2 separate regions of the Mus musculus genome follow, and region 2 is linked to region 1. Evidence: chromatin loops called from intact Hi-C (ENCODE). Cell type or tissue: heart. All regions are shown on one strand. Links, peaks and the distances in the headings refer to the core of each region. The heading gives the core; the rest is flanking DNA. Region 1 overlaps Prex1 (phosphatidylinositol-3,4,5-trisphosphate-dependent Rac exchange factor 1). Region 2 has its middle 13 kb from the start of Trp53rkb.

The links. Hi-C counts contacts between places; a loop is a spot of excess contacts. Peaks named below come from ENCODE experiments on the same cell type or tissue, not always from the same donor. Only the 100,000 strongest peaks of a DNase experiment are listed, where the experiment ranks them.
Region 2: it touches region 1 in a loop (9-fold over the local background); 41 of 42 quality-filtered maps call a loop at or near these places.

Annotation. Positions count from the first base shown.
Region 1 is chr2:166,587,963-166,596,286 of GRCm38, reverse strand. It overlaps Prex1 (phosphatidylinositol-3,4,5-trisphosphate-dependent Rac exchange factor 1), which reads left to right. Exons shown (of 40, transcript NM_177782.3): 15 at 1; 16 at 2,385-2,527; 17 at 3,399-3,491; 18 at 3,938-4,086; 19 at 5,768-5,853; 20 at 6,641-6,777; 21 at 7,228-7,333. Among named protein-coding and RNA genes, the nearest start is that of Gm29679, 28 kb to the right of the region's middle. In heart, for the core only: a CTCF peak has its summit at 3,618 (motif pointing left); DNase peaks (open chromatin) are centred at 3,525 and 3,733.
Region 2 is chr2:166,776,716-166,785,039 of GRCm38, reverse strand. No RefSeq gene overlaps it. Among named protein-coding and RNA genes, the nearest start is that of Trp53rkb, 13 kb to the left of the region's middle. In heart, for the core only: a CTCF peak has its summit at 451 (motif pointing right); a DNase peak (open chromatin) is centred at 3,639; H3K27ac peaks cover 337 bases.

The DNA of each region.
Region 1 (8,324 bases), core at 56-8,055:
GGTAAGTGCGGGGCCTCCAGCTTTGCTTAGGGCCCTGAGAGCCAAGAGCCAGCTTTGCATACCCGGTGTCTCAGCATTGAAGGTGAATGCTTTGGTCTCCCCTGCTCCCAGGTGGCCTGGTGTCCTCCTATGCCCCACTCCCATTACCTTTCTTGGTTCCTCTCTCAGAGAAACTGAGTTCTCCCTTTGAGTCTCTGACTCCTCCCTGTGGGTGGCCACTGTGCACCCACCATGGTGCCATATTGTAGTACAGAGTGGTAAACGCAGCGGGGGGCTTGGGGCTCGGGATCTGGCATATGTGCATGTGTGGATCCTCCTTGTATATCAGACAGACACAACCCATCTTGTGTATGCTGATAAGCTGGTACTGTGGTCCAAATGCTGAGGCTTGGATACAGGTACAGACTGCAGAAGTGTGAGCTTTGTTCTAACTTAGATTTAGTGAACTTGCTCTGCAAAGGGCCAAGCAGCTGCCACAACACTGGAACAAAATGGGTGTGGCTAGGTGCCAATAAAACTTTATTTAGGAAAACTGGCCGGGGGCCATAGCATTCTGAAGGCAATTTGCCTGTCTGTGTCCATGGCTGAGCTCTCTGCTCCCTGTAGGCTTTAGCTCCCCTGTGGCTTCAATTTCTCTGTTTTCTCCAGAGATCTTGCTGCCTGGTCCCCTCTACTGCTCATTTCCTTAGCTGAAGGGACCAGGCTTGGCCACCCATGGGCCTGTCTCCTTCTCAGAAGCCGCCTGCACCCTCCAGTAGCCCTGGCCCTGCCACCCGTCCTCTGCAGGAGCCTCTCATTTGTGGGTGAGGGTAATTGTGGTCCACTCAGCCTTGTTCCCGGAAGGCAGCTATCTGGGGAGACTACACAAGGAGGGGTACTTGGGCAGCCTGATGCCCTCAGGGCCCTTGATGGGGGAAATTGCAGGCTGTACATCCCCCCATCACCACCACAAACTCAAATATCTGCTAAAATAGGAAAGGACCAAACATTGGGGAGTGGCTGTGGCAAAGGGCAGTGTCAGCACAGAGTGGAGGAGGGGACAGCACCTTCTGCCACGTCTGGGTCCCGAGTGTCTTCTGGGAGGGACTTAGCAGACAGGGAAACAGAGGAAGCTTGCCACTGCAGCCCTGGAACCATCTTTTTGTCTTCTTCTAGAAGGGAAAACCAGAGTGCAAAGGGTTAAAGTATCAGCTGGAGGGGTTTGAACTTCAGTCTGTGTGCACCTCTCAAAGCTGAGCTAGCAGCCTTGGCTGGAAGGGGGAGGTGGGGCCTCACCTGGCTGGCCAGTGACTGGAGAGTGTCCCTCTGTGTCTCCTTGGACATCATTGCTCAGAGACAGCACGGTGACTCTTCCTCCAGCTCTGGAGCCTCCTAACCCCATGTTTACAGCAGAGGCTAAATTAGCGGGATGCTCGGAGCCTGGCACGCCCTGCTCTGAGGGAAGTAGCAATTTGCGTGCCTGTTTGTTCCAGAGCGGGAGAGGGGTTGCCCACTCACACACAGGTAGTTCCCCTGCAGGAGGAAGAATGGCCCCCCATGAGCATAGTGGGGTCTGGAGGAATCTGGACTGGCTCTCTTCTTGCACGCAGGCCCTCACAGGCTAACTCTTTGCTTTGATGGACCTTCTCTCTTTCCTTCCTTCCTTTGCTTTTTCTTTCTTGGTTTTTCTGTTTCTGTTTCTGTTTTTTTGTTTTTGTTTTTTTGTTTTTTTTTGGAGAGACAGGGTTTCTTTGTGTAACCCTGGCAGTCCTGGAACTCACTCTGTAGACCAGGCTGGCCTCAAACTCAGAAATCCACCTGCCTCTGCCTCCCAAGTGCTGGGATTAAAGGCGTGTGCCACCACGCCCAGCTTCTTTTTTGTTTTTAAAGATTTCTTGTTGTGTGTGCGCGTGTGCGTGTAACATGTGGCTGGACTCACCCTTCATGTGGAGGCCAGAGGGGGACACTGGGTACCTTCCTCAGCCACTTTCCACTGTGGTTTTTGAGACAGGATCTCTATCTGAACCCAGAGCCCTCCCAACTGGGTCAATTGCTGGCCAGCAAGCTCTGAAGATGTGCTGGTCTCTGTCTCCCCAGCACTGGGGTTAGAGGCATGTGCTTCACAGGGCATTTATATCGGCACTGTGGATCCAAACGCAGGCCTTACTGCTTGTATGGCAGGCACTGAACCCACCAAGCCATGTCAGGTTTTTAAAGGAGTCAGAGAGCCAAGGCCGTTGTGTGGAGTTCACACATGTTAACACTGGCTTGCAATTCTGCTCCCTTACAATGCTCTCTCGACCAAGCCACGCTTGTCCGGGAGCTGCTTCTAGCCTGTGGCTGCCGGTTGGCCAAGGCGCCGAACCGCTGCCATCTGACCACGACTGTGTGTCTGCGGCTTGCAGTTCTGGAGAAGAGCGAATTCAAGGATGAGTCCCAGTACTTCCGCTTCCATGCTGATGAGGAGATGGAGGGGACCAGCAGCAAGAACAAACAGCTTCGCAATGACTTCAAGCTGGTGGAGAACATCCTGGCAAAGCGACTGCTGGTAGGAGGCTCACAGTAGGGCTGTTCTGCCTCTCTTCCCTGCCTCTCCTGTGGCCTGGGAGCTGGGCAGCTTCAGACAGTGGCCAGAGCAGGGCATGCAGCTCTGAGCATGAGTCTTGGGACAGAAAAGCCAAGTCACTGTGCTAGCCAGGACTATATTCCTCATGAAACGCTGGGGCTGCAGGAGTTCCTACCCTTTCATCTAGCCCACAGCCATTGCTTCACTGTGCCTCCTGAGTCACCTCCTCCAGCACTATAGATAGCTCTCAGGAGTTTGTGTCCTGCTCGCATCCAGGAGCCTTGAGTGTCTGCAGTTGGGACATTTACTAACCAGGTCAGCAAGGTTGGCATCCCAGCCCACCTAGCCTGACTTCTTAGGCTGGGCTTGTGGCGAGTTGTCCGGAAGAGGTCTGTCCATAGCCACTCTAACCTCTCTGGTCTGTGGTAATCCTGGGGACGGCAGTTCCCTCTGGTGCTCTAAAGCCCTCCAGTGTAACCCACCACACCTGGATAAGAGTCAGCGTCTGTCCTGAGCTCTTCCTGCCTCTCCAGCTTTGTCCCCTGGGTAACGCTTTCCTCACTGTCTGAGCCAGGCTAGTCTCTCTCCCTGGGGCTGCCTCTGGGCCTTCCCACCCCCTGTACCTGCTGCCTAGAGCTCTTTGCCCACCCGCTCTCTTCTTTTACTTTAGCCTGAGTACATTCCCAGTCACACTGTAGACTGTTTCCTTCAGTCAGCAGTAAAAGTGGGGCAGCTCAGGGGCCTTGTAGACTTGCCACACACACCCCCCGCCCCCGCAGGATCCTAGTTCTTGGGGAGAAGGGTGTTGTCGTCGCTCCCGTCTGGTTGCCATAAGTGCATCTTGGGCTTTCAGATCCCGCCACAGGAGGACGACTATGGCTTCGACCTTGAGGAGAAGAACAAGGCTGTGGTAGTGAAGTCTGTGCAGAGGGGCTCGCTGGCTGAGGTGAGACCCACCGGTGGCCACTCAGGTGGGGTGGTACCTGAGCTGGGGGTGACCCCGTGTCTCTGAGATGCAGGGTAGCTGGGAATGAGACTGCCTTCCTGGCACGTTCCACTAGCGCCACCTGCTGGGCTCTTGGAGACGTGCAGGGAAAGCAGATGGCTGGCTCCCTGCAGGGTTTCTTCTGTCTCCCAAACCCCAGTTTATGGCATCTCCTTCCACAGTCTTGTTCACATTCCCATGGTTACAAAGTGGCCACCACACTGACCTCTGTGCCGTCACAACACAGGCTGGCGCTGGCCATTTCTTCCCAAGGGAACTGCCACCCACCCTTGCCTCCTTGGGCTTTCATTTACAGCTCAGAGCCCAGCTTCCTGGTGCTTCTAGAACATTCCAGCTTCCTCGGTGAAGAGGGAGGAGGCCAGTGACACCTGTGCTTGTCCCTCCAGATGGCTGGCCTGCAGGCTGGGAGGAAGATTTACTCCATCAACGAGGACCTGGTGTTCCTGCGTCCCTTCTCTGAGGTGGAGACCATCCTCAACCAGTTCTTCTGCTCCCGCCGCCCGCTCCGCCTCCTGGTGGCCACCAAGGCCAAAGAGTGAGTGCGAGCCTCAGGCTGACTCAGCAGGTCTCCCTGGGCCTGGCCCTCCAGCATGGGGCTGCCACCTTTGTTAGTCTAATTTGATGTCCCAAGTGCATGACCAGCTCAGTTTTGGGAACACCGTCCCGTCAAGGTGGATACAGTTCCTACCTTCCATGGATTCTTGCGAAGTCAGGGGGCGGGGCCAGATATACACTGGGCAGGTGTGAGGCGTGTGCCGAGTTGGCAGTTATCAGCAGATACCTGAGATTAGAGAAGGAAGCCAGTGTATGCAGAGAGACAGTGGCCAGAGAGATGTCACTGGGGATGGAGCGATGGCTCTAGGAGACGACTTCTGGAGGACGAGGGTTCTAGAAAGATGAAGCACTCACTGCAAAGCCCCCGAGGTTGCACTGTTGGTGGCAGGTCGGAGGAGGCAGTGAGGGGGTAGAGCAGAGTTGGAGAGAGGAGACATGAGCAAGTCCCCATGGATGACCGCTGGAGAGGAAGGCTTCCCTGGGGCTGCAGGTGGAAGCAGGTGCCTTCTATGGCTGCCTGGCTTGCAGGGTCAGGGTGGGCCACATCTGGACAGAGGTGCGGTGGGCATACTTTTATTTTACTTATTATTTATTTATTTATGTATATGTACTCTGTCTGCATGTATACCTGCATGCCAGAAGAGGGCATTGGATCCCATTACAGATGGTTGTGAACTACTGTGTGGTTACTGGGAATTGAACGCAGGACCGCTGGAAGGGCAGTCAGTGCTCTTAACCACTGAGCCATCTCTCCAGCACAAATGTACTTATATTGGTTAATTATTTGGTTCCCTGCTTCCCAGGCACTTGAGGCAAATGTTGGCTGATCCTTTCACAGAGGTTGCCTAAGACCATTTGAAAACACAGATATTCACGTTAGGATCCCTAACAGTAGGAAAATTACAGTTAGGAAGTAGCTATGAAAATAATTTTATGGTTGGTGGGGTCACGAGAACATAAGGAACTGCATTTTTTTTTTTTTTTTTTTTTTTTTTTTGAGACAGTGTTTCTCTGTGTAGCCCTGGCTGTCCTGGAACTCACTTTGTAGACCAGGCTGGCCTCGAACTCAGAAATCCACCTGCCTCTCTCTGCCTCCCAAGTGCTGGGATTAAAGGCGTGCACCATCACGCCTGGCTTCATAAGGAACTGTATTAAAGGGCCCCCCAGCATTAGCAAGGTTGAGAACCGCTGGTTTAGACTCTGTTTCTGTAAGGACAGGAGATTCAAGGAAAAGGTGACAGGAAAGGCTTAGCTACTCGATGCCGGAGACGGAAGTCACCAGGGTTTAATCTTTGAGGACAGGCTCTCAGGGTGGCTCTGCTTGCCCGGTAGACATGGAAGGAGGGATCATGCTGTGTGCTGGGGACAGAAGCTGCCTAGCAGCTCAAAATGAATGATATCTGCCAATCCCTGCGGCTGGTACCTTCCCTTGGCACCCACAGCCCCCAAGCTGTGCCTCCCCTTGGTATCCGCCACTGTCTCAGCCCCTGTCTGCTTGGGTGACAGCCTTTGGTTCTTTGGGGACCTGGTTGACTGACCATGTTGATCATTGCTCCTCTCATGGCTGATTTCCAAGAAGCCCAGGGTGTTGGCGGGAAGGGACTCCTTGAGGACCCACACTCCTTTTTCTCATGGCCTGTCTCTGCCCCTGTGCCTGCCAGGACCATCAAAGTCCCTGACCACCCAGAGGCCCTGTCCTTCCAGATTCGAGGAACAGCCCCGCCGTGTGTCTTTGCTGTGGGCAGAGGTGAGCGGGAGTCTGGTGTGCAGAGCCTCTTGGGGCCACATCGTGGGCGTGGAGAGCCGCATGCCCAGTGCAAGCGACTATAGCTTCCCAGTGGCATCAAGGCCATGGTCCAGCTGTGTGAGACCTTGGCTAGAGCCTTAGGCAGTCCAGCTAGAACTGAGAAAGTGACTAACATCTACTGAGCACTTAGTAAGGACAGCCATTCCCCACGCCCAAGCTTCTAGAGTCTCTCCAGAGTCCTTTGAAGAGATGTGCTGTTTACCAACTTCACAGATGAGAATATTAAGGCCCAGAGAGGTGAAGTGTTGTGTTGTAGACGCAGGGCAGAGAGGTAGTTGGAGGCCCCTGAGACTGGGACCTGCATGGGCCAAGGTCCTCGAGGCCTGTGCATCTTAGGCTGGAGTCAGCTGGCCATTTGTTTTCATTTCTAGAGTTGTCCGTTAGCCTAGAGATGCTCACGACCCACTGCTTGGGACCTGTGGTAGGACTGGCAGGGATGGACCGTGCTAGGCAGCTATATTGTGTCCTGGATTTTCTGAGCCTTTGCCCTAAGGGTAGCTTTGGTCTCTCTCTGCGTCCTGGCTTCAGTCCGTCGCTGTGCGGGCATGCAGGGCTCCAAAAGATAGGGGTCTGAGATACCACATTGGGCCGGCTGCCTCTGCTGTATCAGCGGCAGCTCTCTGGTTGGCAGCTGAGAGGAGGCACGCTCTGGATGCAGCCATTGGCAGGGGCAGCTGGACCCTGGCTCCTCTGCCTGGCTCTGGCCTCAAGTGTTCCTGTTCCTCAGGCTCTGAGGCTGTGGCTGCCGGGCTCTGCGCGGGCCAATGCATCCTGAAAGTCAACGGCACCAGCGTGGCGAATGATGGCGCCCTGGAGGTTCTCGAGCACTTCCAGGCTTTCCGCAACCACAGGGAGGAGGCCCTGGTGAGCACTGAGCGGAAGGTGGGAGGCTGCCTGCCATCTTGGAGGCCCCTTAGACTGCTTAGGAGCACTGAGCTGAGCTGAGTGTGAAAGGCCCTTTTACAAACGGGAGTGTTGTGACTTCAGCAACGAGCCACATTAACCATAGAAATCACTTGCAGGGTTGGGTTCTGACAGCCCAAATTCTCCCCTGCTGACAGTGTGACAGACTCATGGCTACAGTCACTCTTCCATCTACACGCCTTCTCTTGACTTTGGAGATTCAGGAGAGATGAGGATATTACTTGTACCCCAGTGTTGTCAAAGCCCCGCTTCAGAGTTGGTGTTCCACCCCCAGCCAGTGGTCCCTCAGTTCCAGAGGGACATTTTGGAGATCTCTTCAGAGGTGGCCTCATGGGCAGGAATCAGGGGACCGCCTGCCTTGGCTCGTCCTCTGACAGTGGTTCTTCGCAGGGTCTTTACCAGTGGGTCTACCACAGCCACGAGGATGCCCAGCTGGCACGAGCCAGCCAGGGTGCCCCTGATGAGGACCCCCAGGAAGATGACCAGCCTGACTCAGGTAAGGGACGGGGAGTGGGAAGAGCTTCAGTTTGGGGTCACGGGGATGTCTGGTCTTTTGTGTCCCCAGGTCTCCATCCATCCCAGTTGGCCCCCTTGGTGCTGTGAGCAGCTCAGAGCAGGGCCCATCTTTAGCGGCTCACACTGTAGTGAATCTCCCTGGGCCGTGGTTCTTTCTGGGACTCTCAGCTTCTAGAAGCTCCCCACATGCCTTGGCTCCTGATTCTCTTGCTGCCTGATGGCCTAGCACAGTTTGCCCAAGTCCTAGTTTATTATCCTTGTGGCTCTGCCCCCATCTGCCCAGGGTGGCTCCTGTGATGTTCACAGTTTCTCTTGCTTTATTTTTTTAAAGCAATTTATTTATTTTTATTTCATGTGCATTGGTGTTTTGTCTGTGTGTGTGTGGTGGGGTGTTTTGGAGGTGTCAGTTTTGAGCTGCCATGTGGGTGCTGGGAATTGAACTCATGACCTCTGGAAGAGCAGTTGGTGCTCTTACCCACTGAGCCACTTTGACAGCCCCTCCCGTTTACTTTTCATTGGCTTGTCAGTCAAGAGTTGGTTGCTTAGTGAAAGCCCAAATTCTCCCCTGCTGACAGTGTGACAGACTCATGGCTTATGGGATCAGAAGTACGTGTCTTCTGCGGGCCACCGTTCTGTCACGACCTGCAACGGTCCCCTCTAGAGTCACCTTTGGCCTCTTACCAGACTGCTCACTTCCTCTGCTGGCATCAGAAACTTAACCTGCGCCCGCCCCTGGTCCGTCTTTACCCTGGACTCTCAGGCCTCTTTAGTCCTTGCTTCTGCCCATGTGATTCCTGCACCCATGCATGCTGTCCACTCGGCCATTGTTTGCTTTCCACCGCCAGGGTCTGACCAGTTCCCACCACCTTAACCGGTACTGGTTTGTTCTGCACCTGGTTTTTACCAGGATTCTTGCAGCCGTGTGCTCGCCGTCCTCTCCCTGGTTGGTCCCCACCCCAAATCCCACACAG
Region 2 (8,324 bases), core at 210-8,209, 190 kb before region 1:
TTTCACACAGCAATGAAAACTATTGATACAAATTTGTGTTTTTTATTCTCCCCTCCCTTTTTGTTTTATTACTGTTCTTTCTACTTACCTTTACGCATGTATGTCTGTCTGTCTGTGTGTGTGTGTGTGTGTGTGTGTGTGTGTGTGTGTGTGTGTGTCAAGTGCCTGTGGAGGACAGAGATGCCAGATCCTCCTGGGACTGGGAGATGCCCGACAAGAGTGTGGGGAACAGAACTTAGGTCTTCTGGAAGAGCAGTATGCACTCTTAACTCTGGAGCCAGCTCTCTGGCCTCCACTTTCCTCCTTCCTGTATGTATCTGTCCTAAACTGAGTAAGAATTTCAGATAAATGACAACTACATTTGGTTAATACTAGTATGTGTTATGGTTTAGAAATACAATGTCGTCGTCGTCCCCCCCACAGACTCATGTGTTCTAACACTTAGTCTCCAGTTGGTGGCGCTGTCCTGAGAGGTTGTGGCACTCCTAGAACTGTGGCCTAGCTAATGGAAGTCAGTGTAGTACAGCCAAGCTCTGCTTCCCAATGCTCAAGGATCAGACTGGCCGCTCCCACCGTGCTGCTCTGCTGCTACACCCAACTGGGTGCTTCCCCACCATGGCAGACTGTATCCCTGAAACCATGTGCCAAAATAAATCTTTCCTCCCTTTAGATCCGCTCAGTGATTTGGTCACAGCCACAAAAAAACAACTAACACACTGCCCATGCAGTGATGGATATGTAGTTATCTAGAAATGGTTTGCTGTTTCCTGAAATTAAAATACAGCTAGCACTGTTCCCAGGCCCCTCTGTCCTGCAGCCACACTGCAGCTGAAAGACTCCGAGAGGAGCCCCTTGCTCAGGCCTCAGGACAATAGCGAACACCCAAGAACTCACGATAAAAAGCTTGATGTAAACCACATGAGGCTTTATTCGGGGAAAGCCAGAGCTCTGGGGCGACTCATATCCCACGCAGGGGTAGAGGAGTCGACCTCGAGGGGAAAGAGGTCCCAGTTTTTATAGGCCCTCAGGAGAGAAAGGGGGGGGGAGGAGGGGATTTCCAGATCTAAACAATGTCTATTCTCAAGAAATGGGTATGGGAGGGGTACAAGGAAAGAGTCTGGTGCAGGTGTAGCAACTCAGGATTGGCCGGGCTGTGGTTGCTGGGGAGATTTTCTGACTCTTCCCCAGCAACCAATATCACAAACACTTGGCAATGGGCTTCATCAGTGGGCACACACATGGGTTCAAGGAACGGTCAAAACATTGGCAGACACACAGGTTCAAGAAGTGGCCAGAGCATTGTGCACCTCTATTTTTCTAAACCAGTGAAGCTAGTTCTGCTAACAGTGACATCTATCTTGCCAATTTCAGGGCTTCTGTGACCTTTTACATTCTGTCAGGATCTTTCACAGCCATGAGTCCTAGCACTGAAACACAAGTTATTGTCACAGCACAGGCACCCAGGTCTCTGGGGTTCTGGAAAACCAAGCAGGGGCTGGAGAGATGGATCAGTGGGTAAGAGCACTGACTGCTTTTCAGAAGGCCCCGAGTTCAAATCCCAGAAAACACATGGTGGCTCACCGCCCCCCCCTTCCCATAATGATGCCTGACGTCCTCTTCTGACATGTCTGAAGACAGCTTTAGTGTACTTTTTTTTTATAAAGATTTCTTTCTCTCTCTTTCTTTCTCTTCCTTTCTTTCTTTCTTTCTTTCTTTCTTTCTTTCTTTCTTTCTTTCTTTCTTTCTTTCTTTCTTTCTTTCATTATATGTGAGTACACTGTAGCTGTCTTCAGACACCCCAGAAGAGGGCATCTTTCTTTCTTTCTTTCTTTCTTTCTTTCTTTCTTTCTTTCTTTCTTTCTTTCTTTCTTTCTTTCTTTCATTATATGTGAGTACACTGTAGCTGTCTTCAGACACCCCAGAAGAGGGCATCAGATCTCATTACAGATGGTTGTGAGCCACCATGTGGTTGCTGGGATTTGAACTCAGGACCTTCAGAGGAGCAGTCAGTGCTCTTAACCACTGAACCATCTCTCCAGCCCAGCTTCAATGTACTTATGTGTAATAGTAAATAAATCTTTGGGCCAGAGCGAGCAGGGACTGAGTGAGCAGAGTTGACTGGAGCAAGCAGAGGTCCTAAAAATTCAATTACCAACAACCACATGCAGGCTCACAACCATCTGTATAGCTACAGTGTACTCACATACATAAAATATTTTTTTTTTGAGACAGGGTTTCTCTGTATAGCCCTGGCTGTCCTGGAACTCACGTTGTAGACCAGGCTGGCCTCGAACTCAGCAATCTGCCTGCCTCTGCTTCCTGAGTGCTGGGATTAAAGGCGTGTGCTACCACGCCCGGCTAAAATAAATATTTTAAAAAAGAAAAAGCCAGGCTCCTTTCAGTTTGTTTCTCTCCCTCTTGCCGCTAATCAGTAGTGGAGTTGCCCCTAGGGTCTCCTGGGCCCCTGCTTTCCTGAGTAATGTCTCCTCATGGCAAGGTCTGGTGTCTGGTGTCTGTGCGTATGCCCGACTTTCCAGCAGCCTGTCTCCCTTCCCCGCACATACTCTCCTTATTCTCCTGCTGCGCCGGACAGCGGTCTGCCTACCTCCTTGGGTGTCTGTCCCTGTGTCCTTGCTCAGCTGCCCTCCCCACACTGTGAAACAAGATTTTTAAAATACCTTCTTGCCGGGCAGTGGTGGTGCATGCCTTTAATCCCAGCACTTGGGAGGCAGAGGCAGGCAGATTTCTGAGTTCGAGGCCAGCCTGGTTTACAGAGTGAGTTCCAGGGCTACACAGAGAAACCCTGTCTCAAAAAAAAAACAAAAACAAAAAACAAAAATAAACTTTTAGATGTGTTTATTTTATGTGATTAACTGGTTTGCCCGTGTTTGCGACTGTACATCATGTCCTAAAGAGGTCATAAAAGAGCCGGGCGTGGTGGTGCACGCCTTTAATCCCAACACTTGGGAGGCAGAGGCAGGTGGATTTCTGAGGTCGAGGCCAGCCTGGTCTACAGAGTGAGTTCCAGGACAGCCAGGGCTACACAGAGAAACCCTGTTTTGGAAAACCAAAAAAAAAAAAAAAGAGGTCATAAAAGGGCATTGGAACTCCAAGAACTAGAATTACAAATGGTCGTGGGTGCTGGGAACAGAACCCAGGTCCTCTGCAAGAAGAAATGCTCCTAACTGCTGAGCCATCTCTTCAGTCCCTGCAACCTGAACTTCAGGCAAACCTCAAGTGCAGTGCTGAGCCTTCCAAGGTTCAGCACACAGTTCTAGGCAACGGCTTCGTTAGAGTGGGTCCCACTCAGGAGCGCGAATGAGGATTTGGGGATTTTTCCCAAGGCAAGATAGATCAGTTCTCTATATAGTCATCTATCCATCCATCCATCCATCCATCCATCCATGCATCCATCCATCCATGCATCCATCCATCCATCTCCTTATCCACTTACTCACAAAACCACCCATCAGTCCAAGACATAAGAGAAGCTCTGGAAAAGGATGCTCAAGACTCAGGCCCAAGATTACACTTGCAGATCAACAGTGTCAGAAGCCATGTCGACCTCCCCCAGCAGCTCACCTTTGTCATTTATCCACTCACTCTATTTTCTCCACCTCAACGCCATTTCCATCCTGTCCACCAGAGGGCGCAAGTGCCCCAGCAGTACCAGCCGATGTCCCATCCGGTTTTAGTCTTTTTAAAGGCCCGAAGGTTCTGGATTTCTTTTCCCTTAGACTCCAACTCAAGAGCCATTTAAGAGCCAGAGTGAACTCTGACTTCACATCACGTGTGAGGAGAGGTTTGGTACTGACCTGTTCAGTGCGCAGAACAAAACATCTCCTGGTGCCTGAGCTCACCTCCCAGTCTGGGAGACTGATACTCACTGAGCCTGCTTGATAGCCTTAGGTGAGGAGCCACAAGGCGTGATCCTGATACTGGTATTTCCCCTAGTCTACCTGTCCATCACCAGTGACCTGTCCATCACCAGTGACCTGTTCTCCCAATCCCTGAGATCCCTGCAGAATGGGAGGTTAATTGCCTCAACATGACAGCCTCATCTGCATCCCACCTTCAAGGGACTTGAGGAAAGACACTGTGTGTCCCTGGAAGTATCAGCTGTCCCAGTGGGTCTTCCTTTTGTCCTTTTATAGTGACTTCAAAGCTCCAGCAATTCCCTCCTCCTCCTGCACTGCAGGTGACTTGAATTGAAGCCATGGAAACTCCTGGGGCTGGAGTGAGGGCGGCAACCACCACCCCGCTCCCCTCTTCCCCCCACACTGTCTTCACGGATGCCCCAAATGGAATACATTATTGGCAACAGACTCTGCTCCAAAAGTACCAAGCCTGTAGGAGCTGCAGGTCCTCTCTGGTCTGCTAAGTGATCTCCCAGACTGTGGGTGTGGAGCTCATATCTGCCATGTGAGTCTGTAGGAAGCTTTGCCTCCGACCTGATCGCTGCCCCAGGCATCCCTACAAAGAAGTGTCTCCTGCCTCCAGTTCTCTCCAGGTCTTCTTGAAAACAGCTACCCTGGCTCTGTACCCTGCTCAGAGCCTGAAAACGGCCTGAGCCTACGAATGTTTCCTGCATCTCCGATTCCTCAGGACTGGGATGTCATCTACCTCCCCCCACTCCCCTTAAACTGCAGCCCTTGAAGAGGTTCCTTTGTTCTGTGGTAGTTTTCCCTCTTCATGGTACTTTGGGAAAAGCCCTCACGCAGCTGAACTTTTATGAACGTTGAATGCCCGCCTCTTCATGCTTAATTTTCCATTGGTGACAGGATACTGATGTTATGTTGAAACATCCCATTTTCGAGGCTGTAGATGTGAGTCAACTGGTGGAGTCCTTGACACATGCAGAATGACCTGAGCTTGGTCCCCCAATATGGAATAAAACTAGGCACGACGTGACGGCACAGGCCTGAAAGCCCAGCCCTGGGGAAGTCAAAGCAAGGGGGGTCAGCTTCAAGGTCAGCTTCAAGGTCATTCCCAGCTCCACAGAAAGCTTGAGGCCAGCCTGAGATAACGGAGACCCTGACTAGAAAAGGTTCTGTTTAAACTTTTTTTTTTCATCTTTTGAGACAGGTCTCTGTAGTCCTGACTGTCCTCAAGATATGTGTCCAAGGCTGGCTGTGAACTCCAGATCCTTCTGCCTGTAGTTTCCAAATGCTGGGATTATAAGCACGAACCTCCCACCCCCATGCCCTGCTCCTTCATATTCATTCACTGTGAAATACTAGTTTAAGATAGTGTATATAGGCTGGGTGTGGTGGCGCACGCCTTTAATCCCAGCACTCGGGAGGCAGAGGCAGGCGGATTTCTGACTTCGAGGCCAGCCTGGTCTACAAAGTGAGTTCCAGGACAGCCAGGGCTATACAGAGAAACCCTGTCTCGAAAAACAAAAACAAAAACAACAACAACAACAACAAAAGATAATGTATATATTTTTTATTTTTTTTCTTTCTATCTTCCTTCCTTCCTTCCTTCCTTCCTTCCTTCCTTCCTTCCTTCCTTTCTTTCTTTCTTTCTTTCTTTCTTTCTTTCTTTCTTTCTTTCTTTCTTTCTTTCTTTCTTTCCTGAGGCAGGGTCTCACTATATCTTGGAACTCATGATGTAGACCAGTCTAGCTTCTCTTGGAATTCATGATATAGGCCAGTCTAGCCTCAAACTCACAGAGATTCACCTGCCTCCAACTCCCAAGTACTGGAGTTAAAGGTCTGAATCATCATGCCAGATAGTATAAATATTTCTGTTTGTTCTTCCAGTTGACTTTCCCCTAAGCCTTGACTCGCCCATATAAAAAGTAGGTCATCCGTAAGTTGATCATCCAGACATGCATTTTATTTGTAAGAATTGCCACTGACTTTGAGCTATCCAAAAGGCTAGAGACTGCTGCCCCTTGATGCCTAGCATGAGCCCCGAAGAAGAGCTGATATCAGAAAACTCTGGATTGGAGCTGGAGAGATGGTTCAACAGTTAAGAGCACTGGCTGTTCTTCCAGAGGACCCAGGTTCAATTCTCAGCACCCATTTGGTAGCTCATAACTGTCTGTAACTCCAGTTTCAGGGGATCTGACATCCTCATACAGATATACATACATTCAGGCAAAACACCAACGTACACAAAATAAAAATAAAATCCTTATTTTAAAAAAATCCACCATATGACCCAGCAACCTTAGTCCTGACTATTTAGCCAAGAGAACTGAGAGCAAGAAACAGAATCTCATACACAAACACAAGGTTATTTACTCCAAGTAGAGAAGCTTAGGCCCCACATGTCCGCTATGAGCTATGGTAAATAAAATTCAGTGCAGTGGAGAGATGGGTCATCATCTGTCCATGAATTAGGAACAAAGTAAGGCCAGAGAGAGAGCTCAGCTGAGCTGGCTTGCAGAGGTGCACTGCTCTTACAGACGACCCAAGTTTGGTTCCTAGCACCCACACTGGCCTGCTCAGAGCCACTTGTTAACTCCAGCTCCAGGAGATCAGATGTCCTCTTCTGGACTCTGAGCATCTGCAGGATGCAGTCCCAACAAGGGCAAGCCTGGTTCCAAGCATCCCTGCTGCTTTGGTGGTGGAGGAGTTAAAAAATAAAACAGGCAGATGTCAGGAAACCCTGCTGCTAAGGTCAAAGGCTGACATTTCCTGATAGCCCTGAGATCAGTACAAAATGCTGGACTCCCTTTGTCAGCGGGGCTTCTTCTTCTGGGGTGGGTGTTCAGGACCCCACACCTGAGGAATGTCACATAGCCCCCCACCTGAGATTTCTGGGATGCCTCCCTATGCTAATGAGGCATATCAGTGCCTTAGCCCTCAGCCAATGACCTTTGCCCACCCTGGATATTCTTACCCCCTTCCCCAAAACTATACAACCTTTGGCTCACCCAACTGAAGTATATGTGTACAAGCCCACCCAGAATAAAGAAATATGCACACACTAAGAAGTTCTCAGAGTCTTAGAGAACTGTTTCATTGAAAATCATCGGAGAAGGCCTTCACCTAAAGGAGCTGCAACATTAGTATCCCCAGAAAAGCACCCCCACCTGGATCAGGCAGAGCTCCACCCGTCCCAGGCTCTGCTCCACCCTTCTAGCCCAGCGTACAGCCTGGTGTACATCGGTGTCTGCACACCCTGAGAGGGAGGAAGCAGAGGCCTCGGAACTACATCTGGACCCCAAAAATGCAGACCACAGCTATGCCAAGTAGATGGTGGCAGGACTTCACTGAGCCAAAGCCCAGCCTTGGGCACAGGTATGGAGACACAGTTTGCCTTGCTTGTGTCTGAGGATAGAGAAGACTGCAAAGGAGCCTTGGCTACCCTGGAGCTGAAGTTTCATGTGATTGTGAGCTGCCCCATGTGGGTGCTAGGAACTAAACTAAGGTCCTCTGCAAAAGCAGTCAGTGCTCTTAGTGGCTGAGCCATCTCTTCAGCCCCATTAGTGTTAAAAAGGGAGAGGACCAGGATCTTTGGCCTAATGGACATGGAATGGTTGTGGAGGGATGGATCCATTGGAGAGATGGAGGTGTGGCTAGGGAACTATTGTGGCAAGAACAGCTTGAATGTCCAGTTTGGTGTGATATAAAATACCACGGTCTTTTCATAAGGAGAAAATGAGCCCATCGCACAGGACACAGCACTTGACTCAGGACCAGGCCCACAAGCTGACCCTCAGGCACCCAGCCTGAGAGTTCCTCGGATTGGGACAGATGGACGGACGGATGGAGGAGGTCTTTGTACTGAGACAGTTGCTGCTGCCGGCATCATCTCTGTTGCCAGGGAGAGAAGTGGCTGAGGGACGGCTGGCAAGGAAAGAGCTCGAGGTGAAGACAGGAGGGCCTGAGTTTGCATCCCTGGGGTGCACATAAAAAGCTGACATCGTGCTGCCTACTTGCAGTCTCAGCACTTGGAAGCCAGATGAGGAGGATTTCGAGGCTCACTGACCAGCCAGGCTAGCCAACCGATGCGCTCCATGTTCCCAAAAAATAAGGCAGAGAGTGACAAAGGATACAACACACCTATGGATGACCTGTGTCATATACATGTAATGCATGAGTATGTGCATGACCACATACACACATACATGTACACACGTACACACATACACACACATACATACACACATACACACACATACACACACATACATACACACACATACACACACACATACATAAACATACACAGAGAGAGACAGAGAGACAGAGAATATAAAGTCCACACAGAGCAAAGAGCTGCAGGCAAATATCCTGACAGAAGATCTGGGGCCCATCCTTGAACTTTAACCCCAGCCCTTCCTTTAACTTTAAAAAACAACAACAGCA